Linked DNA regions of Mus musculus: all the other regions are linked to region 6. The links are chromatin loops, found by intact Hi-C in ENCODE. Cell type or tissue: left cerebral cortex. All regions are shown on one strand.

Region 1 (4,000 bases), 260 kb before region 6:
CTAGGGACTCAACAGTAACAACACCTACATAAGCAGAGGCACTCTACTGAACTTCTCCTTCATGTACCGTGGTAAGGCTGCTTACTTCTCATGCAGCTACCTCTAAGCACTTTGTCAGGAATATATGGGCAAATATGGCCTTCATGCCCATGGCAGCTCTCTTTTTAAACTAAACCTTGCGAAAAACATTTTGTGAAAGACATCTCCATCTGATGACCTTCTGGGTTCAATAACATCAGTTGTCCCCAAGGAGAAGTTCCCATAGTGTCCTCAGTGATTTCTCTCCTTACCAGATGTGAATTCCTACATGATTTCCTACCAAGTATCAGTGGTTACTTAACTCTAAGCCCATAATTATGAACACTAGAAGAGCCTTGGTGACCCCTCTCCTGACTGAAGGAAGTGTTCATTTATATAGCCTGGAGACAGGTTACAGTATGCTAAGTACTGATCCTACAGAAGCCACATCTGATTGATACTCTCAGAAGTACGTGTTCAGTTTCTCAAACCTTACTGATAGAGTAGGCAGGGCTAGCAACAGCTGAGTGGTAACATTACATATGCACATTCAAAAGACATTTATTATCTGAAAGACACTGTTTAGAAATTGTGTTTCTACTTAATTTGTGATAAATGATTAGTAAACTTGTTTGTCAATGTAATAAAAAAAAAAAAAAACACTGAGACTCATAGAGCATTCTCAATGAGATGCACATAGCTTGTTATCTAAGAAGAGTAAGAAGCAGCCACTCTCACAGGAGGAAGAGGTGATTGCTTGCCTGAACTCTTCCTCCCCACGTCCTCCCCAGGCAGCCCTCTGCCCTGTACAATCTATCCTAGACAGACTTTCTTCTGCCAAAGCAAACTGATTACCCTAAGGTGGAGGATGGATGGCCAACTAAAGAGATATCTTTTGTCCAAACGTGCCTGGAAAGATTATAAACCATGACGAGGTCCACTCCTCTACCTGGACAGAGAAGGCTAGATCTAGGTTAGATCTAAGAGGAGAGCTAGCCTCTGGAACATAAGGATTATAAACTCAGACATCGCTCAGCCTTCTGGCATGACATTCTTTCTCCTATTAATAGCAACTTTGTCCCATTCTGCTTATCCAAGAAAATGGAATGAATGAGACTTGGCTGCAAGTATGAGAGAGAATAAAATCCAGGAGAGCAATAAATTGGAGTACAGAGTGGCAGACACCATAATCCGCTGGAATGCCTCTCTGGCTCAAGGAAAAGTACCTCTTTGGGGAACCAGCAAAGGAAATCAATGCCCATAAAAGCATCCAGAGCACAGGCAACAGCAGAAAAAATAGACACTGTTGACCAGGACATGCGGCAGATTGCAGGTTGTAAAACAAAATAGAAAGTCATTAAAAAGGCGGGCAAAGGGCATGCTTGCACGATGCAGATGTCACTGGGGACCTGCGTTAGGGGGGCTCGGGACTTCTCATTAGCTGGGAGGTCAGTATTGTCTGTATGACTCTGGGGTCCCACATGGTTGATCCCTGCTCAGCGGCATGGAGGTGAGAAGTGGTTACACGGGCAATAGGTCCACTTGGTAGCACGTTCTAACCAGCTTATCGGGTTATTAACACATCACAAGCATATTGAGCTGTATTCATTTAGGGTTCGGGTTGCTTTAACCAAAGACTGTTCTGGGAAGCCTGCCAGGATATGTATTTCTGGAAGGAGTTCCCTTTCTACCTCATACAGCACCTTTTGATCCACCAGAGGGCAGAGTCAACCCATGAGACCCAGGCTTAGGAGCTTTGTGGGGTTGTGTGCAGTCGGGAGGATATCTGCAGGAGGGGACCATAAAAGCAAAGCCATCAACAAATTCTCCTTATACAGGAAGTAGGGAAACACTTCCCACAACTTCCGGAACAAGACAACTAGCCAACAATAGGACCTGAAAAGGAGCAGGGTTAAAATGTCACTGGTATGTTGTGCCTCAGTTTCCCAACATGTCAAAGAAAAGGTGCTTGAATCTTCTTGGTGTATTTATAAATCAGACTGCCTTTTACAGATCATCAAGAGCATCTCTCATAACACAAGAGGAACGGCTGGAGGAGCCAGGCTTTAAGCTCATAGCCAACAAAGTAGAAGGCCTGCTTGGAAGGCCTTTCCCAGGCTTCCCACTTCTGTCTCCCACTGGCCCTCTGCAGGCCTCTACCCCAGGCGTCCCCATTCTAGCCCTTCCTTGCTTTTCATTGTCTTGGCCACCTGCTCCAGTTCCCCTTGTCTTGGGAGAAATAAAAGTAAGCCCCAAAATAACTCCTGGGGGAGAATGACAGCAGCTGCCTGCTGCCATCCCAGAAGATAACTCCAGAGTTCTGGCAAGGTGCCAGCAGTGGTGTGAGCTTTGATTTCCAGAGCTATTGCCTATGTTCCACAATAGCTCAGCCTTCGTTTATCAGAGAGAAGAGGATGATGGAGGAGCAACAAAAAAAAAAAAAAATACCTTCCCAAACCATAATAATAACAGGCACCAGCATCTGTCATCACCCCCAGCAGGATTCCATGGTATGTACCACATGCCAATCACATGGCTTCATCAAGAACTGACTCCACAGCTGGACTGGAAAAAAAAAATCACATTACCCTCCCTGATACTGTCCAATGTTCTTAAACCAACCCTGTGGGAAAGCAAACCCATCAGGCTCTTTTGGACTAGAAAAGAATGGATACAGAATCATCTGTTGGTTAGTTTTGTTTTATTTTTCCATCACAAGCGTTCTCTGACATAACCAAGTAGCCAGACACCAGCTCATTCTCGGTCTCTGTTCCCCTACATTACACAAGAGTGTGTGCTTGGACTCAAGGAACTCACAGACAAACGATGATGCCTTCTACCAACAGCTGGTACACTCCAGCCCTGTCAGAACCGAAGACAATCTTCCTCTTCTCCTGTTCCTTCTACTCTTCCTCCTCCCCTATCTCTTACACACACACACACACACACACACACACACACACACACACACACACACACACTCACTATACTCTTTCCTATCCCTATACACCTCAATAGTAAATTATGTGGGCATAATTTAGTCCAGGTTTCTTGGGCATCATAGAACACATGCACAAATCTATTCACTAAAATCATCTCACAGAATGTTGTAGGGGTATATATGCTTAATGTGCATCAACCAGCACGCCAGTGAAATAAAAGATGAAGAGGACAGATAAGATGTCATAGGAAGATGGTGCTTTCTGGTTTGCAATGTACATCAGCCACAGTTATGGACCTTTTTTAAGTGCCTGTGCTTTACTAATCTCTTTCCACTAATATTTAAAAGAAGTTTCACAGCTTTTACTGATGAATAGAATGGAGTGACGTCATCTGAGTGGCTGGGAAGATTTAGGAAGAATTGGGGTAATATAGAGCTGTAACAACAAACCGGGACACATCATAAGATGTTCTCACAGAGAGCCTTTGAAATACCCCTAGGAACATAGCATGGAGGTATGGATGATGTCCCAGACAGCAGCCCTGAGCCTAGATCTAGGAGATAGAGAGAATCACTCTCCACTGGGGAAAGGCTAAAAAGCCACAAATGTTCTCACAGGACCACTGGTGGGTTACACCTGCCAGAGCTGTGAGCCCACTGGAAGGAGCAGCCACTGAGAAGCCCAGATTGAAACTTAAGGCCAGAGGGTCATTAACTGAAAGAAATGAGGAAGGCAAAATAACAGTATGTCACTGTCATCAGCATGAACCAGGCACCACGCTAACCCCTTCACACAAGATGTTTTACTTGCTGTGTGGCAGTTATCAAAAATATCTCTATGTTGTATGTGAACAAACAGAAGCCTAATAAATTGCCTAAGGTCACATAGTCACTAAATTTCAGAGTTGGGCTTCTACTTTAGCAATGTCTTTCTGAAGATCCATCCTCCATAGCAGGGTGTTCTGTACGTCTGTACCTGCTGATCTGTCGGTCTTGGGAGCTGGGCCAGTGGGGAACCAGAAAAAGAAATGCACTTAAAGG
Region 2 (4,000 bases), 180 kb after region 6:
GTCTTCCAACTCCAAACCTTGGGAACTGAACAATAGCATCATAAAAGTGGAAGAAGCTTAATAAACAGGCAAGCATTATCAAGGAAGAACAAGTTAGAGACAGAAGGTAGGTATGGGGAAGGAACCGAGAACCACTGACAGAAGAAATAACTTTTAAGAGAGAGAAAACCCAACACAAGCCCACTGGGTTCTTTCCAAAGGGAGTTGAGTAATCATATTCAATGAGATGAAGAATAAATAATGACTTTCAGAAATAAGCATGAAAATCTTAGTAACAGCCAATATGCAAAAACCATCTAGAGTGGCATTTGGATGCAGCCATAGTAACCCAGCATCAGCCACACACCCGTGGTGAGAGGCCTGAAGAAGCAATGTCTGCCTGGTTCTGGGCTGATTGGCTATATTTTCTAGCTTATTCTAAACTTTCAAAGCTGTTGATCTCTGTATCTATCATGTCTGCTGCCATCTTCCCTGAGAGCTTCTCTCCACAGTGAAATCTGAGGAATTAGCCAGGCCAGCATGGGGCCTGACAGCTTCACACACGTTCACCTGCCCTAGCTCAGCTCCTCTAAGAGCTGCCCCTCCCGGCCGTGCGCTCCACATCCTCAAGGCTATTCCACTAAGGTTTTCAGCTTCTTGTCTTCAGTGCCAGGGGCAAGGTGACATTCCTTGAGATTTATTATTATTGTTTTCCATAACCTGAGGAATGTCAGCCCTCTAAAAGCCTCTGTGCCGTGTTGATTTTCTAAGTTAACTCTGACTTAGCATAGATTTATTGGCCAAGTTGGTGATTTACCGTGTGTGTGCTCGTGTCAGCGTACCTGTTTGCCACACGAAGGTGAAGCAAGAGGAAAGAAAATACACTATTTACTTGGCTCTAACGTGTGCCACCATGGGAGCTAATTGCTATCATTGGTACCAATCCTTTCCATTCTCAAAGCTGTCAGGTAAGGAGAAGATATCATTTATCACACGGGAGAACAAGGCTCCAAGAAGCTGAGTGGAGGGCAAGGGTCAAATTGGCTGGGGTCTAATTCTATAGGAAAAAAGAGAAACCAATGTATACAGATGACTGAAAGCATCCACATTCATATGCCAAACAGAAGCACAATGTTACACTGGGATCCAAGCATGTGGAGTGAATGGAAGTCTGGTATTAATTTAGCATGCTTGCTTCCTTAGAGAGCAGCCTGGAACCCTGTTGGTACAGTGTTATCTTCCAGGCAATGATAATTTAGGAAGCTAGGAGACCTCCATTCAAAATAACTGAGTTTGCACCCTGTTTTCCCCAGTTGCTCCGGGCTTCCATTCCTCTCTCCTGAGTGGATGAAACTCCAGTGTGTCATTCTCATTTGCCTGAAGCGAGCAGGGGCCGGAGACATTGTCACAACAGTTCTTATAGCTCAAGCTATTTGTCTGTCCCTCTGAGGCCAATGGTTTCTTTTTGTCCCAAATAGTCACTGTCCCCAGGGAAGCTGCCATCGCCTTGGCTCTGGAATATCACAGACTTTATTGTATCAACAAGATTTTTCTGTTGGAAAAACTAGTCTCTTATCGGATCAATTTGAGGTTGATGTCTCTGGGACACAATTCAGCGTTTCTCATGAACTTCAACCCTCCTGTTGCACTGAGCACATATATCATGGCTCCCACTGACCTCAGGGCAGGAGTGGGGCAGTAAGGTCCTGGGAAGCAGCTTTGCAGCTGTGAGGAGGGAGGGAGCCAACCTGTCTGAAAGGGCTTCCTCATTTGCAATTGGGATAACAGTCAAACTTGTGAGGGCATCTGAAGGGTCAAGAGGTCCACACCCATGCAAACACCTCAGTTACCACCAGCGCTTTTGTGTTCTACATCTGACCTGGGGTTTGTGCTGGCCTCTGTGGTTCTATAAATAAGTACAAGCCTGGCTTCCCATACACACTCAATATTCCCAGATTTGCTGCCCGTGGGATGAACGCCCCACTTTAAAGTACAAGGGAGATGGAGACGGTTTGGTGAGCAATAGTCAAAAGATCTCTTGCTCATGCACCAATGCCAACTCAGTCATCATGTGGCAAGGCACCTAACTCCTGTGAACTGCATTTCCATGGTGCTGCCTACGGTGAGATGGTAGACTGGGCACACATGTGCACAAAAGGTTTCTTATAAAGCCATATTTCACAAAGTCTTACTGAGCTGTCTCTTCGATCTCCAGCACTTCCTCACAAGGCAACTACAATAACATAGCCACTAAACCACACATGAGTGGCCAGCCTAGATAAAACTTCTTATGGAAGCCCAGCACAGATCTTGCTATAGAGAGTTTTATTGGTGGCATGTGAGGGATACCACTAAAATCCTTGGACTAACTATGGCTGAGAACAGTTTTTAGGGGGCGTCAGATTAAGAGCCTGCATTTTTTTAAATCAGCCGTTCTGCCTTCCACTTGTCTGGTGGAACTGATCTCAGCTCTTCTCTTACTGCCCTCTGGTGGCGACCGCTTGCAATTTCATGACTGCGCCAGGCTGGCTCTAGTCTGGGTGTTCCCCCGCCCCCGCCCCCTTGCTCTCAGCACTAAGCAAGTTTATCGTCAGGTATAACCTTCCCCCTGGATTCATGAGCTCAGAGTATGTGACTTCATGTGGCCACAGTTTGAAAGTATATCAAAAATTATATCAACACGGAACATGTGTATTTCCCCACGTCGTTATTCTGTAAACAAAATAGCTTAAGTACATAACGATTATTTTGCGCTGCGTATTTTAAGTAAAACAGGGCTGATTTAGAGCAGTGTTTTTCAACCCTCCTGATGCTGTGACCCTTTACTACACTTCTACATGTTCTGTTGACTCCCAATCATGGAATTATTTTTGTTGCTACTCCATAACTGTAATTTTGATACGATTATGAATTGTAATGTAAATCTCTGATACACAAGACATCTGATATGCCACTCCTGGGAAAAGGTCATGAACCACTGATTTAAATTATATGCACGGATACTTATTCAGATATGAAACTTGAGCATCCGAGGACGTTGGTATCTGTAGGGAGCTGGGCCTGGGAGCTAATTGCCCGCAAACCAAGAAAAATAAAATTTGTCTTTCTCTTCCTCCCCTAAGGCTCTGGACCTCTCTATTGTCAACTGGCCTTGTTTCTCTATGCACGTCCCATCCAGCCCTGAGCTATCGTCTCAGCGGAGTTGATCCTATCATTCTTGCTTAAAACCCTTTAATGATTTTCACTGTCCTCCAGGGAATCTCTGGGTCCTTGGCACAAAATAAAATATGATCGTCTGTGAAGTCTCCTCTGACCACATCCTTCACTCTGAGCCCTGCCTGTGTCCTTGGGTGGATTGGCCAGGCTGCTTTCGATCCTGTAGCCTTCCTGAGGCCCCCCAGCTCTCCGGAGGTCTCTGGGCTCTGCAGTTCTCCTAGGCTTCCTCCCACTGTCTTGCTATGTGTATTCAATGAGTTCCCGGCTTCTCCCCACCGAAGGCTCTTTCCTCATAGAAGCGTACAACCCAGCTCACGTCATTTTTTTCATTGAGGACCTTGTGCGACAACTCCCTCTCCTAGTCCATTTTCAGCACAGGCCTAAGGCCCCGGCTTTCTACTCTGCAGCGGGCTTCCCCACCAGACCATGTGCTCCCTGACCCAGAAATCGCACTTCATTTGCGGTTTGCAAATCTCTCAGTTCTAAGACAAGGTGCTGTGCTAAAATAGAGAACCAACTCAATAAATGTTGTATGAGAATCCTAGGTAGCCAAGACCTTGAAAAATGGCAGCTGCTCCAAGGGGGAAAGGTAATCGCGATCGCTTTTATTTGCTCAATGATAACAGTGACTCCCGTGAGCGATCATAATAGATTTATTATAAGCAAGCCACCAGAAAGATATTTTTATTCTCTCTTTCGATGAGCCGGCTGCTGCATTATTCACTGAAATGCAATACTATCTCATTTAATCATTACACGAGTCCCAGGAGCTGAGATGAGGGCAGGCGGTGGATCTACTCTCAGT
Region 3 (4,000 bases), 520 kb before region 6:
GTGTGTACTAAGGCTGAGCCACACCACAGCTAAAACCAGGGTATTTTCAGTAAATAACATAATGTCAGGATTTACAATATGACGAAATATCCTCCAACTCTGCCCTAGCAGAGGAAGGAGACAGGAACAACTTAATAACCCTTTTCCTAGCCCTGGAGCAACTAAAATGCATACAGGCAAGGGCACCCCACTCTACCTTCACCCTAATCCTCAGTGTCCTCCACCAATAAGGTTACCATCTGGCTTACGAATATGAGACCTAGGGGTAGTTCTTGTCACCCATAAGTCAAGCAGCTAGGTCTCTGTCTTAGTTAGGGTTTTATTTCTGTGAAGAGACATCATGACCACAGCAACCCTTATAAAGGAAGACATTTAATTGGGGCTGGCTTACAGTTAAAAGATTTAGTCTATTGTCATGGTGGAAATCACCATGGCAAGCAGGCCAACATGATGTTGGAAAATAAGCTGAGAGTTCTACATCCAGATTAATAGGCAGTAGAAAGAGAGAGAAAAAGCCACTGGGTTTGGCTTGATCATTTGAAAACACAATTCCTCCAACAAGGCAATACCTCCTAATAGAACCACTCCCCAGGAATTTATGGGAGCCATTTTCACTCAAAGCACCACAGTTTCCTTAATTCATTTGTCGAATGTGAGCATTCTACTGCCCTTAGTATGGATGAGAAAACTTCAAGGAAACAAAACTGAATATGCTTAGCACATAGTGGACATTTGAAGCTGTTTTCCTACAGCTTGTCTGAAGCTAAGAAAAACTCCCAACTTGGGTGTCTTTTTAGATGTCCCTCTGTTCTCAGAGGTGCTCTATGTTAACCAAGAGAACACTACATTAAATGAAATAAGCCAGGCACAAAAAAGGCAAATGCCACCTGATGTCACTCACATTTAGAATTTAAAAAGGCCATGCTCCTAGGAGTACTGAGCAAATTAAGGTTTGGTAAAGGCCAGGGATTGGTTGCCAGTACAGACTCATAGCTACGTAGGAAATGGTTATGGCTAATGACATATAAAATCATTAGGAAAGGGTTTGGCATGATCTCATGACAAAGAGGTAAGGGATAAATGACCTAGATAACCTGACTTATTCATTAGTCAATGTAAAAATGTAACCAAACATTATAGTCTATATCATAAACATACAAAATGATTTATTACCTGTCAACTAAAGAAAGAAGGAAGGAAAGAAGAGAAAGGTGGGAGGAGAAAGAGAGCGAAGGAAGGAGGAGGAAAGAAGGAACTGCTTTCCCTTTGATGGTAATTATTTAAGTGAGGCTAAGCCCACAGGATTGGAGGAATGAAGATACCTTTAGAGATGAAAATGACCAATAGGTTTGCTGTTCCAAGGCTGATTTACGGTTGCTTTGGACATTTAGCCCATGGGCTGGGAAGCATTACCAGAAAGTACTGAGAAGTTAGCATTTCTTCACCCTTCACCTCTCAGACCACAGACTCTTTACTAGTTTTTCCAGGTTCAGAGAAGAACAGAGTTGAGAATTGAAGCCTTACTTCTAAAATGTAGGGTGGGCAGGATGTCTCAGCAGGAAAAGGCATCTGCCATGCAAGCCTAGTGATTTAAACTTGATTCCTGAAAACCCACATAAAGGCAAGAACCAACTCCACACAGTTGTCCTCTGACTTCCACATATGTGCAGTAGCATAAGCAGCTTCCTCCCACCCCCTCACAGCATACAATAATAACAGCTTGGAAGACTTTAAATAAAGATTATCCAATTTTTAAGTTATATCTTAAGTAATTTTATCTTTTTCTTTTGCTGAAAATTCCTCTCTTTTGTCTTCAAAGTGTATTTCCCAGTCTGCTTAATTTGGAGGAGAAAACCAGCCCAAACTTAGAACACTGGCTCGAAGAGCTTGAACCCTGACATTTCTTCTTGACCCCGACAGTTGTTTTGTTTCTTAAACTTTTCATGACCTTGCCCCTGTTTATGTGACCCTCCAGGGTCTTCCTCTCCCTCTTCTCCAGTTTAAGGAAATATAGTCTCCCCAAAAGAAAATGCCTCCTCTGGTTTTAAGGAGCCTCCATTGACCTCTACATGACCCTGGTGAACTTGTAATGAAAGAATTGATCTTTGTATGACTGGGTTCTCAGGATCTGTGGGTTGTTGTGCTCTTGGGATGACTGAAAGGGGGGGGGGTGGAGCATGACACATGTCCTACTCAAGTTGGCTATTGTAACCTCACCACTAAACTGTGTTCTGTAAAATTAATTTAGCTACACCAAGAGATATCGAGGCTCCATCATCTTCCTTGAACTGAGCCTTCCTTCCAAAATTCTTCTAGGACAGAGTCAGTTGAGAGATATGAATCTCAATTGTGACTAGATTCATGTTTTTCTCTTCTATGTAAATATTTCTTACTGGTCTTGGCTTATATACAAGAGAATTCATTTTTGCATTCTCTATTTTGGGATGCACTGTTTTTCTTTAAAAAACATTATTATCTCTTGTGGTAAGCTAAAAAAAATGGTTTGTTAAAAAGAAATCTCCATGCCCTAATAACTTCAATTGTTGACCCATATACATAAAAAATAAAATAACTAAGTAAAGAAAATAAAAGAAAAGAAAATAGAAGTTCCAAATGAAGTCATGGATTTTGCTTTGTTATTCAGTTATATGAACTCTTATGTCTTGGTTCATTTTTGTATTATTAAAGGAAAATAAATTGTAATTGATAATTTGTAAAGAATAAAGGTATATTCAGCTCATAGTTCTGGGGTCCTAGAGACTCAAAATCAAGGTACCACATCTAATGAGGCCTTTTTTTATTGTTGAGAAATCTCTGTAGGGACTGGAGGAGATACATGTCAGAAAAGACAGCCACAACCAAGAATGAGGGCACTATCACACTGACTTTTACAAGAGATCCACTTTTGAGCAGATGAAGCCATTCCTAAGAGCAAGGCCTTCTTTACTAATGGCCTCACAGAGGTCCTACCTGACCTTGCCTCTCAAGACTGAAACTGGAAATGAGATTTCCACATGAGTTTTGGTGGAAACACTCCATCCATGATACTTTTTGAGAGGGATTCAGAGGGAATGACACACAGAATATGAGATTCTGACTAGAAGACAGAAATGGGCTAGCTGTAAGTCAGTCTAGGGGTCCTGGAAGAGGCATGGGTCCAGTACTCCTCTACATTGTTCAAGGACATAGGACCTAGAAGATGTCATGACTTCAGACCAGTTATGTCTGATGCTGACCTCTTGCCTTCATAATTGTAACAGAGTAAATGTGTGCTCCTTTAAGTGGTTATTGTGGTGACTTGTTCCAGCAGCTAGAAATATCTAATACATCATCCATTACTTCTTTTGATGGCTGGATATTTTCCCCAACACTAATTGCCTCTTTAGAGCCTCACCACAATCTCCCATAATAAACCATGCTCCCAACCATCATGATGAAAACATATATTACAAAATGGTCCATGATGACATCTGAGACATTTTTAAATGAACTTGGATATTTCTAGACAGGTCTCTTCTGAATTAACAGGAGAGAGTGAATGCTACTGTCTGTGTCAAACACCTTAAAGGTTAAATAAAACATTTCTGGTGAAGAAATTAAATAAAATATGTAGATGAACCTGGAGATTCAGAAGTGACTAACCCAACTTCCCAGAGACACTGATGCGACCCAGAAAATCATGAAGATGCTGGGGCTGAAGAGATGGCTCCGTGATCAAAGTTCTTGCCCTATAGTGTGAGGAATAGAGTTCTGATCTTCCAAACCCATGGGAAATGCCAGGTGGGTATGGCAGTCCAGACTTAGAAGGCAGAGACATAGATTTCCAGAGAAAGCTGGTTAGGGAGACTAGCCATATCTGTGAGCTCTGGGTTTGACTGATACAACCTGCCTCAGTGAATAATGTAGGAAGGAGGCTGAGATTGCAGATGATTCTCAATGCCAGTTTCAGGTCTCGACATTGATACGAATACACATGCATGCACACACAATGGACAACATA
Region 4 (4,000 bases), 1.1 Mb before region 6:
AATTACATTTCATTTTGGCAATTGTGTGGAGCCCTGCCTAATTTAACAAAAGGCTCCGAGAAAAAAAAAAAAAAGAATACAGTGGAGCAGACGCACATAGCAACCATTAAATTAGGATACAGGCACGAGTGCCACGCAGAGAGGGGAGGCTTCTGCCAGGCAGAGCAGGGGCAAGAATAATGGCAGGCCCAAGGAAAACTGGCGCTTTTGGGTTTAGACTGAAGGAGATGGATCTTAGCCCAAAGGAACCTAGAGACTGGCCTCTAGGAACACTGTATCCTGGAGTTCCCTCTTGGCGCTATAATGATGCTTTCTCCTGTGATCAGAAAGTCATAGATGGATGTTCTGAAGATCAGTCCTACTACAGTTTAGGATCTCCACGTGATTTCCCCAGCTCTTCCTTTTCCCCACAATAAGATGCACAGATAGTGGGGATTACTTTGCATGCTGTCTTGTAAGAAGAAATTCAATTGCCAGCTAGGGAGGCAAGACATGGAGTGGATGGGCATTAAGTGTTTCCAGGTAGGCCATCAAAACAGGAAGCATAGTACAGCTTTTTGCATAGGCCCAGGAAAGCTGTGCCTTAGGACTAAAGCCTGCATGGACAGTTGCAGAGGACTGGGCATCCACAGGGGCTCAGCTACCTGGAGTGGCAAAGGCAGTTCAGTTCTCCAGGGCGGGGTCTGACAACTTCTGCATGGCATTGCGGAAGGAAGGTGCCAGTGTCAGTTTTCAATTTGCTGCTTTCCCCAGAACTCCTTCTCCAGCCCTCCCCTCTACCTCCCCACCCATACCAGGGGAGGCAGTGAAAGGGACTCAACATCTCCTCAGCTCGCTCTGGTACAAGGAGAGCGCGGAGCCCCTTGAAACACCACTGTCCCTCGGGGATCTGGGCCTTAGTGGGTGCTTCTGTCTCGGCGCTGCGGGGGTTAAGGTGGGCGCCCGCGCCCAGCACCAGCCGGGATGAGCGCGCAGTCCGCACCACCCGCCAGCCGGCTTGCTCCGAGTCGACACAGGGAGAAAGTGGCGGTCAGGGATGCTGCTGCTGCCATGACAACCCCGGCGGTCGGGGCCCGCGTGCTTCAGGGCTGCTCCCCGGAGGAAGGCGGCGCGGAGGCCGGGGGCGGCCGCTGAGCGTGGCGTCCGCGCGTCCCCGCGTCCCGTGCAGCGTCCCTGGAGGAGGCGGGGGCCGCAGTCCGCTCAGCTCCCCGCGCCCAAAGCTGCGCCGCGGCGCTCCGCGGGCTGGTGAGGGCCAGGCCAACAGGACTCGCCCACTGGGCTACTGGGAGGACAGCTTCGGAGCAAGCGGAGGAACCAGGCTACACCTGCTGCGGGTCACTGCGTGGAACTTTTTATCGCCTTGGGGTCCAGATGCGAGACTCGGGGCTGTTTTCTAACTCCATCCAAACATGTGTGTGATCTAATAAAACATTTTCTCCTCTCCTTGAAATCAGGAGCTTTAAAAACAATTTTTTATGACATCTCCTTTCTGTCAGAGACACTTGCCTTCTTTGGGTTATAAACTTTTGATGCCAGACCTCTGCAGAACGCGCCCAACTGAATCTTAAAGTAGCTTCACCGAGAAAGGCAGAGAACGCACAATCTGTGACCTTCGTCCCTGCTCCTTCTTTCGTGCTCTCCCTCCCCCGGGCTCCCTCCGCCCCAGGGAGCGTCGAGAAAGCTCTTTTTTGGATGCAGGAGGGGGCATCTGGTTCTGCTAGGCTGGAAAGCTGAGGCTGAAGCCGAGGAAGAATTATTAGGCTCCGGAGAGCCTGGACTCAGCCTTGCCTTCTCCCGCTCCCAGCTCCTGGTTCGCTCTCTGTGTGCTTTCGCCCCTCAACACTTCCGGCTGTTCTGAGAGGGCTAGGGACAAGGACCTTGTCGCTGCAGGAGTTCTGGGAAGTTGTGGCTGTCGAGAATGGGGGTCTGTGGGTACCTGTTCCTGCCCTGGAAGTGCCTCGTGGTCGTGTCTCTCAGGCTGCTATTCCTTGTACCCACAGGAGTGCCGGTGCGCAGCGGAGATGCCACCTTTCCCAAAGCTATGGACAACGTGACGGTCCGGCAGGGGGAGAGCGCCACCCTCAGGTAGGGAGCCTTCCTTCATCTGGGGACAGAACCCATTGCACATGGCTTCAAGGGGAGGGGGTGAGGGAGAGAGAAAAGGAAGCTAGAATGAGGGGCATTTAAGCATGCAAAGGGCCTTTTGCGGGCCCAAGAATTGGCCAGTTGCGTCGTGTGCTTGCTGATACCAGCTTTCTTGGACGTCCTTGTCATTTGGTGCTCTTTTGGTCTGCAGTCTTACAGGCAATGTTAAAGTCTACACTTGGGATGTCATATATTCATGGAGCAATGGGATGGCAAGTTTCACACCCGGACGAGACACTGCGTAGTTAACTAAATACCCTTGGATTTTTCTTCCAGGCCAGGAGGATGTGATGACACAGGATCGCCCTCAGCTAACCATCTGTGATGGCAGCGTGTGTTGGGGCTATTTCACAATTGAAGGCTTTAGATTTCCTGTGCCAGGGCACGACTTTTTATGAGTCTTAGGAAGACACAGCCCCTCAGTCTAACCCTGTGCGGTGCACTTGGGCCCTGATGCAAATTATGAGGCCTTTGTGTTTTTATGGGCTGGGACCAAGAAGAGCAAGCATGTAGCTTTTATGCACCGACATCATTCCTGTGTGAGAAGCACAATAGGGAAGCTTTTTGTTTTAGCTTAATGAGTTACAGAGAATCACTTCCATGCTCCAGGCAGAGGGGTGGAGATGCTTGGAATATGAACCTTTGGGGACTGGGCCTGCTGCAGCAGAGACTTTAATAAAAATGCAGCCACCACTTTCCACGAGCTCAGCAGATATCATCTTTTATCCCTTTAATGAGGCAGTTCTGGTCCTAGGAGACAGATTCAGGGACATCCCAGCTTAAGTATGTCTCAGTGTACACAGGGTGAATGTGTTTGCCCTGCCTATGACTTTGATGGTTATAGTGAAAATAAAATATTCTGACCCAGATTCTGCAGCCAGAATGCCTGGCTTCTACAAGGAGATATTGAGGGTGGGATTTCCTTCTTCCTGTTCTCTGTGCTTTTCCTTGTGGAGTCCTTCCAACACACACAGATATCTCCCAGAGGAAGAAATCTTTTCACATGAACCCTAGGGTTAAATTTGGATCCCTTCTGCCTTGGGAGGTTCGTAGGTAAATCATCTTTTCAGCTAGTGAAAGATCCCAAAGTCCTGTCTTCTTGACCTGCATGGTCCTAAAGACAGCATGAGTTACAAGTGCTTCTCATCTTTTGAGCACCCCTTAGCTTGTAGTGGATGAGAGTGCCTTATCCTTATTGTGTTGCTTCAAGGAAAGTTCCAGGTCTGCTCTTTGAGGTATGATTTGTGGGACTTCACTTTTGCAGGGGACTGGTGGTTCAAAGGTGCCAAAAGCATCTAACCGCAGTGTATGTGAACCCAGGAAATGTGGATAGTAGTAGTAGTGGCAAAAGAGTTTCAACACTGCCAAATACCTCTTGTTCTTTCAGTCTTTTGTTAGAGGCAATGAATTGTTTCATAAACAAGGGGGATATCACTAATAAATTTACAAATTCTGCTGTCCTCCTCCTTCCTGTCCCTGAAAATTAAATAAAAAACTTAGAAACTTGAGCTTCTGCCTTCTGGGTGCAGTAAGACAGTTCTACCAGCAGAGGGCGAGCTTCAAGCTTCAATCTCTCTCTCTCTCTCTCTCTCTCTCTCTCTCTCTCTCTTATTAGCTACTGGCCTGTTTTCATGATCTTCAATTCTAATGTTTAACAGCTGGGCTTGGTAATGGGAAAGGGGAATAAAAAAGGAAAAGCTGAATGGTTGCTTTTCATGCTTTGTGGAAACAACAATGTGTATGTTCAACTATGACTGCTGCTGCTTACCTGACCGTTGTGGTAGCTGACTTTTAAAAGTCAGCACAAGCCATGTTGATTTTGTCTCTCTTCTCTCTTCTGCCCCTTTCCCCTGCT
Region 5 (4,000 bases), 1.2 Mb before region 6:
AACTGGGGACAGTGCCCTGTAGATGACCCACCTTGCAAGGATCGGTGGGATTCAGATCTCCCAGGGACACAAGCAAGGGTTCATTTATGGTGACGGCAGCAATGTGCTTCCTCCCCAAGCTCTGGTCCCTTCCCACTGGCTTGGCCTGGTGGGCTCCTGAATGGAATTTAGATGCACCAGTGCTAGATTTGCTCAATACCATGGGACCCAATCCAGACCTGCCCCAGACTCTTCAAGGGTCAGATTTTGAAACTATGCAGTCTGGGGCTGGTGAGATGGCTCAGTGGGTAAGAGCACCCGACTGCTCTTCCGAAGGTCCAGAGTTCAAATCCCAGCAACCACATGGTGGCTCACAACCATCTGTAACGAGATCTGACGCCCTCTTCTGGTGTGTCTGAAGACAGCTACAGTGTACTTACATGTAATAAATAAATCTTAAAAAAAAAAAAAAAAAAAAAAAGAAACTATGCAGTCCTACCCTCCCATAGCTAACTCCTGCCTGCTCAGCTCCAGCAAGATGGTGGGGTCACCGGCTCTCAAGTAGCAGACTTAAGTATTTTTCTCTGCTCTTTCTCTCCAGGTGATGCCACAGGGTCCTCTCAGTGGCCCTTATGCAGGAATGTTTCATCATCAATGCAGTCTCCCCTAACCCTGGACAAATACCCACCTCTATTCTTTCATTTCGTTTTGTTTTGTTTTGTTTTGTTTTGTTTTGTTTTGTTTTGTTTTGTTTTGTTTTTGAGACAGGGTTTCTCTGTGTAGCCCTGGAACTCACTTTGTAGACCAGGCTGGCCTTGAACTCAGAAATCTGACTGCCTCTGCCTCCCAACTGCTGGGATTAAAGGTGTGCGCCACCACCGCCCGGTCCCACCTCTATTCTTTACTTACATGGTCCTTGTTACAACAGTTAAGTAGTTTTGTCTTCTACTTAGGCTTCTTGGTAACTGCTTTATCCTTGTGGCCATAATATTAAGTCCACAGCCGGAATCTGGGTCTATTTTGTTCAAAGTCTCATTGTCAGTACATAGTAGCCTTCTAAGAAATGAATGAACCTCTAAGAGTGAATGAATGAAGCCCGGCTTACACACTCTACTGAGTCCACACCAAGCAATGCACCTGCAGAGGCTGCAGAGAAAAACTCTAGCTTGCCCTTCTAGGCATCTCCCTCAAATCACTTTTCCCAAGTGCCTCAATGTCCCGTTCATCTTTTTTCCATAAGAAGCAGTTATGGGGAGAGTTCAGGAAAGGGTCTCGGGTACTATGCCCATGGCATGGCATACAGGCTCTCTCCCTCCCAGGGGCAGTTTAGGATGTAGAGAGGCTATTTCAGGGTCATGGCCTCTCAGTAACAGGTCTCTGAAACACAGCATGTGGTAAGATCTAGCCCAGAGTGACTTCACATCAGTGGCTGACTTCTTGTTCTTTCGCCACAGGACAGCTCTTGGCATAGCTTGAAGGAACAGAGGGCGACTGCCTTCTAGGAAGGAGGGGCCCACCAACACTGTGCTCTGAGTTGTTTTGCTAATAGACTGTGACATTCCATGATCACTGTGAAAGAACTCACTTGCAACAGGAAGCTGAGAGGGAAGGGTGAGTTACAGTACCAAATCATAACCACCAGATGGCGCCAAATCTCCAGAAATGAGCTAAGAGATGGAGCAGGCAGTGCATCTTTTTCTGCAGTTTAGAGGCCGCCCATCCCTGACTGCTTTTCTGCCCTTTCAACTACACAGCCCTGCAGAGTGAGCCAGTGCCGTGTCCCCACTCTCCACCTATCTTCCCTCTACTCTTTAATGAAACCAGGACTCTTTGCTTCTTTGTGTTTTGTTCCCCACAGCAAGCCCCAAATGAGGTGCCTTTATCTTTCAGCCCTTGCCCTGACTGACACGTTCAAGCCAGCAAACCTGTTTACAGCTTGTCTGATAAAAAACATCTAGGAAATTCTTCTCAATGCAGGAACTGCCTTGAAGATATGTCCTATATTAATAGATAGAAAACACTGGGCCAGTGGTGGTAGTGGTGGTTTCAGGGGTGGTAGTGGTGGTGGTGCTGGAGGAGGAGAAAGAGGAGGAAGAGGAGGAGGAAGAGGAGGAGGAGGAGGAAGAGGAGGAGGAGGAGGGAGGAGGGAGGAGGGAGGAGGGAAGTGTTGCTTGAGAAAGAGACTGAAGAAAAGCTCACATCAGAAAAGTAAGAGCCACAGACACCACGAGTGCCTGACAACATGTGTTTTCCTACAGAGGTGCCCCACAGGGCAGACAACATCAACACTGTGAGAATCCTGCAGGCCCCATGAGACACAGCTTTACAAGGCCTTTTGTACATGTTCTGTGGCCTTTCTCCTTTTGGACACAATGTGAATTTGTCCAGCATTCTTGGTTTGAGGAAGGGAGAATAGAGGCCTGGAGAAGAAAGGCCTAAGAGCACAAACTGCTTTTTGATCTCTTGCTTTCTTTGCATGACACAAGTTATCCATCACATACTAGAACCCTTGCCACTGTGATTAATGCTTATAGACTAATTTACAATTCTTCCTTTCATTTTTGAGATTATAATATAATAACATCACTCCCCTCTTTCATTTCCACCTCCTAAATGCTGCCATAACTCCTGTTTGTTCTTTGAAATCTGTAGCTTCCTTTTTCATTAATTGTTGTTACATGTATGTGTGTGTGTGTGTGTGTGTGTGTGTGTGTGTGTGTGTGTACTATTTCTCCCACTCTCAGCATGCTTTAGCTGCCCAAGTTCTCTATGTAGGGTTGAGTCCTTTTGCCCTCCCCCAACCCCGTCTCTGTCTCCTTTGGCATGTCTGTTGTTGTCCTTGTTCAGCCTGTATTTAGGCAGTCACATTGGTGACACTTTATGAGCATAGGAGACATTCATAAGAGACATAATCTTACAGCAAACTCCCTGTAACTGTGCCTCTTCTTTCACAATGACCCCTGAGCTTTAGTTGTGTTTAGATTTATTCACTGGGCTCCACAACTCTGCATTTTGATTGGTAGTGCTTTTCTGTAATGGTCTCTGTCTGTTGCTAAAAGAGTTTCTTTGATGCAGGGCAAGGACTGAGCACGTGGACAGATAATTTAGATTCTGATGAAGATAGCTGCTGGTTTAGTGAAGTGGTTGTTCTAGGTTCTCCATCTGTGACTTGGGAGAGCATCCAGGAGAGGTGGCTATGCCTTCTGGGATGCTGTTAGCTCTATCCTAGGTCTTAGTTACATGGAGACTATGTGCGAGGTCAGGAGACCTCATCTGTGGAGAAGCATGGAATAGAGATGTAGTAACTACAGAGGTTGTGGCACTTTGGGCCCAGGATTTTATCCAAACCCTTTACTTGATCCTGGAAACAAATGCCAGAAGCAAGAAGAAATCTAAACCCCTGTTTTACGAGAGGCTATCATTTGTAAATTTAATTGTGCTGTGCTTCTTCTCATACCTAATCAGTCAGGGTCTAAGAGAGAAGACGCACATAATGGCATTGATATTGACTTGACCTATATCCAAAGAGCCAGGACCCGTGAGACTTAGGTGAACAAGGGCCATCCGAGAACCATAAACTTTCCTCCACTGAGGTTCTAATGAAGTGCAGGCTTGAAGAGGCAAAGAAAGTCAGCTAGACTCAGGGTCAGAGTATAGAAGCGTTGTGGAGTAAGGTCTGAGGACGGGATATTTGAGGCCCCCTCTCCTGACAGTGAGAACTTTTACCAGGCTTTGGACAATGTCAAATGTGCCTGTCTAACAGACACTCAAAGGTGTCTACATCCACTTAGAACATCTTTCTTGTAGACAACCATGCCCCTTCTGTGGGATCCCCACAGGATTTTAATGAAATTCTTAGATCTGTTTGATCTATACTGAGGAATTTATTTTTCTCTTTCTGTGCCATTTGTTCACGTCCCTGTGTATACTTGGACAAAACCAAAACCAAACCAAACCAAAAATGAAGAAGAAATGAAATTGAAGGTATTCTCTAATTCCACTTGGAGAAAAGTTTTCGTAA
Region 6 (4,000 bases):
ACAAGGATAGGACAGGCCAATTTCTCGGGAGGCAGCAGGATGCGAACAGATGTCAGTGGTGGCAGATCATTGCAATTCCTGTCTGCGTTCTGCATGCATCCCAAAAAGAGAACATGAACGTCTTCGAACTGAAATGAAGAAAATAATTTTGGAAATACTCTTGGATGCCTGAGCTGGATGAGCACTCCTCAGAAACAATGAGGATCCAGTGAGGTGCATGTGAGGACAGGAGGCTTGTGTTGGGGGTAGCATCCCCTTTCTCCTCCCAGCAGTCTCTGAAGAAAGAGACTCTGAACAAAGAAAGAAACTTTGAACACTAGGGGATAGTATAAAAACTTTAAAAGTGGGAGTCTATTAATCCTGGCTTATTCCACCCATTAAGCACTTAGGTGACAGAAGCCAGCATGTGTGTGTGTGTGTGTGTCTGTGTGTGTGTGTGTATGTGTGTTTGTGTGTGTAGTCACCTAGCTAATAGTAGGAAAACAGTGATCATACCTTTTCCATTTCTGATCTGGGAGAAAGACTGGCCCATATAAACTGCTGCCTCAGTTCAGGGGAACGCCAGAGCCAAGAAGTGGGAGTGGGTGGGTGGGGGAGTGGGTGGGGGAGTGGGTAGGGGAGTGTGTGGGGTACTTTTGGAATAGTGTTGGAAATGTAAATGAAATAAATACCCAATTTTTTAAAAAAAGAAAAGTATAGAGCTTCTTGTATTAGAAGTTTGTCCACCCCTTCCATACCACAGTGCAGTGTAGGAGGTGGTGGGGCCTTTAAGAGGTGGGGCTTCATGCATCTCATCAGGTCATTGGAGGTACTGCTCTGTGGAGGAAGTAAGGGAGTTCTTACAGGACCTTGGTGAGTTCTCATGAGAGTGGGATGTTAGCATGGGGTGTCAGCAAGAATCACAATGACCTTTTCATCTCTGTCTCTGTATGATCACTTTCTTACTGTTGTGGGATTTGGGTGGCATGTTGGAAATACACTGACTGAGCTGTTACTCATCACATAGATGGCCATAGGCTGGACCAGTAGATGATCGGGCTCCAAAACTGACCTAGATGAGACAGACTTCTTATAAAGTAAGTACAAAAGGAGGAGAACACATAACGACAATTGCTAGGCTTGTGTTCACCTATTTGGAGAGCTTTCACGAGTTCCAGTGGACAGTGATGGTTGGAATACAGTGAAGAAGGCCATGCTAACTGCAGAATCAGCCATGTGTATCAAAGACCACAGTGACCTGTGAAAGGGGTACAGGATAGCACTGGGTGCAGATGAAAGGTCTGTAGAACCTGGGGCAAAGGGTGTGTCTAGTGATGTCATCAGGACAGTATTATAGGGAAAGGTGTACTATGTAAAGGATAAAATTGGAGGAGATAGAGCCATTCAGAAGTACTATTTAAAATGGGTAAATAAAACAGAAAAAAATTAACAGAGGTTGAAAGACAGTTGGAGCTCAAGGTATGCATAGGAGACAAGATGGAGCAGGGGTTGTCCTTGGAGAAATGAGGCATACTGAGTCAGGGATACTGCTATTTCAAGTGTGAGCTAGCTTGAACTTGATTTTGGTGCAAGCTGCTGAAATATCTGGACAGACCCAGACAGGATCCAAGCTCTGTGGGGAAGATGAATCTAGTCTACAATGAATGGCAGCCAGAAAGGATTTCAGACAGAGAGATCAGATAGGAGCTAGCTATTAGTAAGAAGTTCACTGCAGATAAAGAATGATCACACGGGGGTGGGGTAGAGGTGGGGGTTGTGGGGGTGGGGCTGGGAGAAGAGGAAGAGTCTTTGATAGATCTTGGTCAAAGTTAAAAGGGGCGGGGTGGGGGGGCGGGAGGGAGAGATCCTTAGGGCAAGGTGACCGAAGTCACAAAGGAATTAAGGTCTTTTGTTTATCTGTGAAATGAGGGGCACATTGTGCTTTGGGGGCTCATTTACCTAACAGTATAATTCTCTCCATAAGGCATGGAATAGCTAGTGAGCTCTTAGTTTCATCCTGTGACTCCACCAAGCCCAAGAAAAACAGCCTCAGTTAAGCGCAGCCCTGCTGTCCCCGGGATTTCCTTGTTGCAGGAGTATGAGGCAGATTAGTGGGCTCCCAAACACAGTCTTGACAGCGAGGGGTGGGGGTGGGGGGCTGGGGAGGTTAAGGGGTTGGGATGAGGGGGAGCTAGGGGTTCTTCAGTTAGCACTGCAAGGCCAGCAGTCAGGCTGGCCTTTTTCAAACTTGTACCCACAGCTCCATCTGCTGGTGGTGGGATCCCTGGCCTGTGGGCTCTGTGTACTTAAGACCTTATTTTGTGTCCCCAAACACCTCTGTCCACATTTCACCCTTCTCTTTGCAGTCATAGAAACACACTCACAAGAGTGTGAATGTGCATACACACACATAGACACACACTGACACCCAAAAATACGCATGTGCAACTAGGAAGATGCAGACACAGGTAGAGAAAAGCTGATAGATAATCATGCACAAACACAGATTCATAGAAACTCTGCCAAACATAGAAGTACACAGGGAAAGATACACATACAAGGATATACATACACAGGCATACAGAGGAAAGCGCACACACACACACACACACACACACACACAGAGAGAGAGAGAGAGAGAGAGAGAGAGAGAGAGAGAGAGAGAGAGAGAGATTAATTTCTGCCACCTCCTGTGATGTACAAGGTGCAAGCACCTTCCTGCTATATCTGGGTGGCTTCTTGTTCCCCCCCAGCCCTCTAATTCTGGAGCCCTGCAGCCTGCCCGGAGGCAAGGCCTGGGGTGAGAGTTGAACCAGATTCCCTCCTTAGCCCAGTGTAAGTGCAAACAGCAGGTGGCCAGGAGGAGTACTTGGGAGGGCTCATGGTTGGACATCTGAAAAGTTAATTTCTTGGTTAATTTACCTTTGTGCCTATAACAGAACCTATGATTGCATCCTGCTCTCTCTTCAAGAATCCAGGAGACTGGAAGGAGAGAGGGAGCCCTGCTTTCAACACTCCTACACCTGCTCCCCCCCCCCCCCACTCCATCTTGGCAGCCTCACTGTGTTCCAGCTTGCATTCCCCAACAACTGGCGAGACAAGCTGGCCCCTCCTACCTTTCCTATTAACCTACTTTCCCTGAAGACACTAGTTTGTCTAAAGAAGCTTAAGTTCAAATGAATTTTATTTTTAAACCAGAAAATTTACGACACTGTAATGAAAATAGTCACTTTTTAAAAACCTTTTAAGGAAAAAAAAAAAAAAAAGGAAAGAAAGAAATGCCATTCCCAGCTACATCTCTTAATGGCTGCCTCCTGGAGGCAGACTAAGTGATGGCTCTAACCAACCTGTTTAAAATGTGAGAGAGGTTACTGCAGAAGTAATCCAAGGGTGTCTCGACTGCAAATACGAATGCCTTTGTCAGCGATCTCTGGCGCCATGCAGGGCACAGGTATTTTTAGCCCACGCAGATATGCAGGGGACACATGTGCACAAGCTGAATTCTGTGAGATGGGTTCTGAATCCTGACTCTCCATTCCTGTGGGCTTTGGAGCTCTGACAAAGTGGCTGGCTATGGCTGCAGACAAACGGGTCAGGGTCTCTGATTTGTGCCCAGTTCTCCGGCCTACGGAACCCAGACTGAGATGTAGCATCTCTATGGCAACTGCTGTAGCCTCCATAGATGTCAGCGATGACAGAAAGGGCTGCTATAGACCCCATAGACACTCCTGCTTTGGTCTGTTGTTTTGGTTTTTCCCTTTGCACATCTGGAACAAGGCTGAACAGAAAAGGAATGGTGAAATTCCCGAGGCATCTCCTTGTGTGCAAATTATAGTACAATGATATAGTATATGTGTGATCTGCATGTCTGAAGGTGGGTATAGTGTATACGGTGTTAGAAAGCACATGTGTGCTGCCCATGTTGCACACATGAGAGGTGTGTAGTGCATTGGTAATGTTGAGTGCTTACAGTTTTATTCAGGTGCTTATATTCGTGAGTGAGTTTCTCTCTCTCTCTCTC

What was found. Peaks named below come from ENCODE experiments on the same cell type or tissue, not always from the same donor. Only the 100,000 strongest peaks of a DNase experiment are listed, where the experiment ranks them.
Region 1: a loop joins it to region 6, with 8 times the contacts of the local background. A loop is called at or near these places in 11 of 42 quality-filtered maps.
Region 2: it touches region 6 in a loop (3-fold over the local background); 5 of 42 quality-filtered maps call a loop at or near these places.
Region 3: it touches region 6 in a loop (4-fold over the local background); 2 of 42 quality-filtered maps call a loop at or near these places.
Region 4: it touches region 6 in a loop (4-fold over the local background); 6 of 42 quality-filtered maps call a loop at or near these places.
Region 5: a loop joins it to region 6, with 8 times the contacts of the local background. A loop is called at or near these places in 12 of 42 quality-filtered maps.

What each region holds. Positions count from the first base shown.
Region 1 is chr9:29,200,127-29,204,126 of GRCm38, forward strand. The region is part of intron 1 of Ntm (neurotrimin); the gene reads right to left. Among named protein-coding and RNA genes, the nearest start is that of Gm15520, 170 kb to the left of the region's middle. In left cerebral cortex, a CTCF peak has its summit at 1,736 (motif pointing right); DNase peaks (open chromatin) are centred at 1,738 and 2,298; H3K27ac peaks cover 293 bases.
Region 2 is chr9:29,640,990-29,644,989 of GRCm38, forward strand. It overlaps a transcript of Ntm not described here. Among named protein-coding and RNA genes, the nearest start is that of Gm15521, 10 kb to the left of the region's middle. In left cerebral cortex, a CTCF peak has its summit at 2,466 (motif pointing left); a DNase peak (open chromatin) is centred at 2,463.
Region 3 is chr9:28,939,448-28,943,447 of GRCm38, forward strand. No RefSeq gene overlaps it. Among named protein-coding and RNA genes, the nearest start is that of Gm15520, 94 kb to the right of the region's middle. In left cerebral cortex, no CTCF peak of the experiment used is centred here; a DNase peak (open chromatin) is centred at 1,654.
Region 4 is chr9:28,402,328-28,406,327 of GRCm38, forward strand. It overlaps Opcml (opioid binding protein/cell adhesion molecule-like), which reads left to right. Exons shown (of 8, transcript NM_177906.5): 2 at 2,001-2,085. Among named protein-coding and RNA genes, the nearest start is that of Gm39313, 8.1 kb to the left of the region's middle. In left cerebral cortex, CTCF peaks have their summits at 2,087 and 3,675 (motif pointing right); DNase peaks (open chromatin) are centred at 179, 1,032, 1,619, 2,060 and 4 more places; H3K4me3 peaks cover 3,252 bases; H3K27ac peaks cover 3,685 bases.
Region 5 is chr9:28,259,957-28,263,956 of GRCm38, forward strand. The region is part of intron 1 of Opcml (opioid binding protein/cell adhesion molecule-like); the gene reads left to right. Among named protein-coding and RNA genes, the nearest start is that of Gm39313, 130 kb to the right of the region's middle. In left cerebral cortex, a CTCF peak has its summit at 1,614 (motif pointing right); DNase peaks (open chromatin) are centred at 1,632 and 3,115.
Region 6 is chr9:29,456,144-29,460,143 of GRCm38, forward strand. It overlaps a transcript of Ntm not described here. Among named protein-coding and RNA genes, the nearest start is that of Ntm, 45 kb to the left of the region's middle. In left cerebral cortex, CTCF peaks have their summits at 2,261 (motif pointing left) and 3,308 (motif pointing left); DNase peaks (open chromatin) are centred at 57, 2,259, 3,015 and 3,414; H3K27ac peaks cover 647 bases.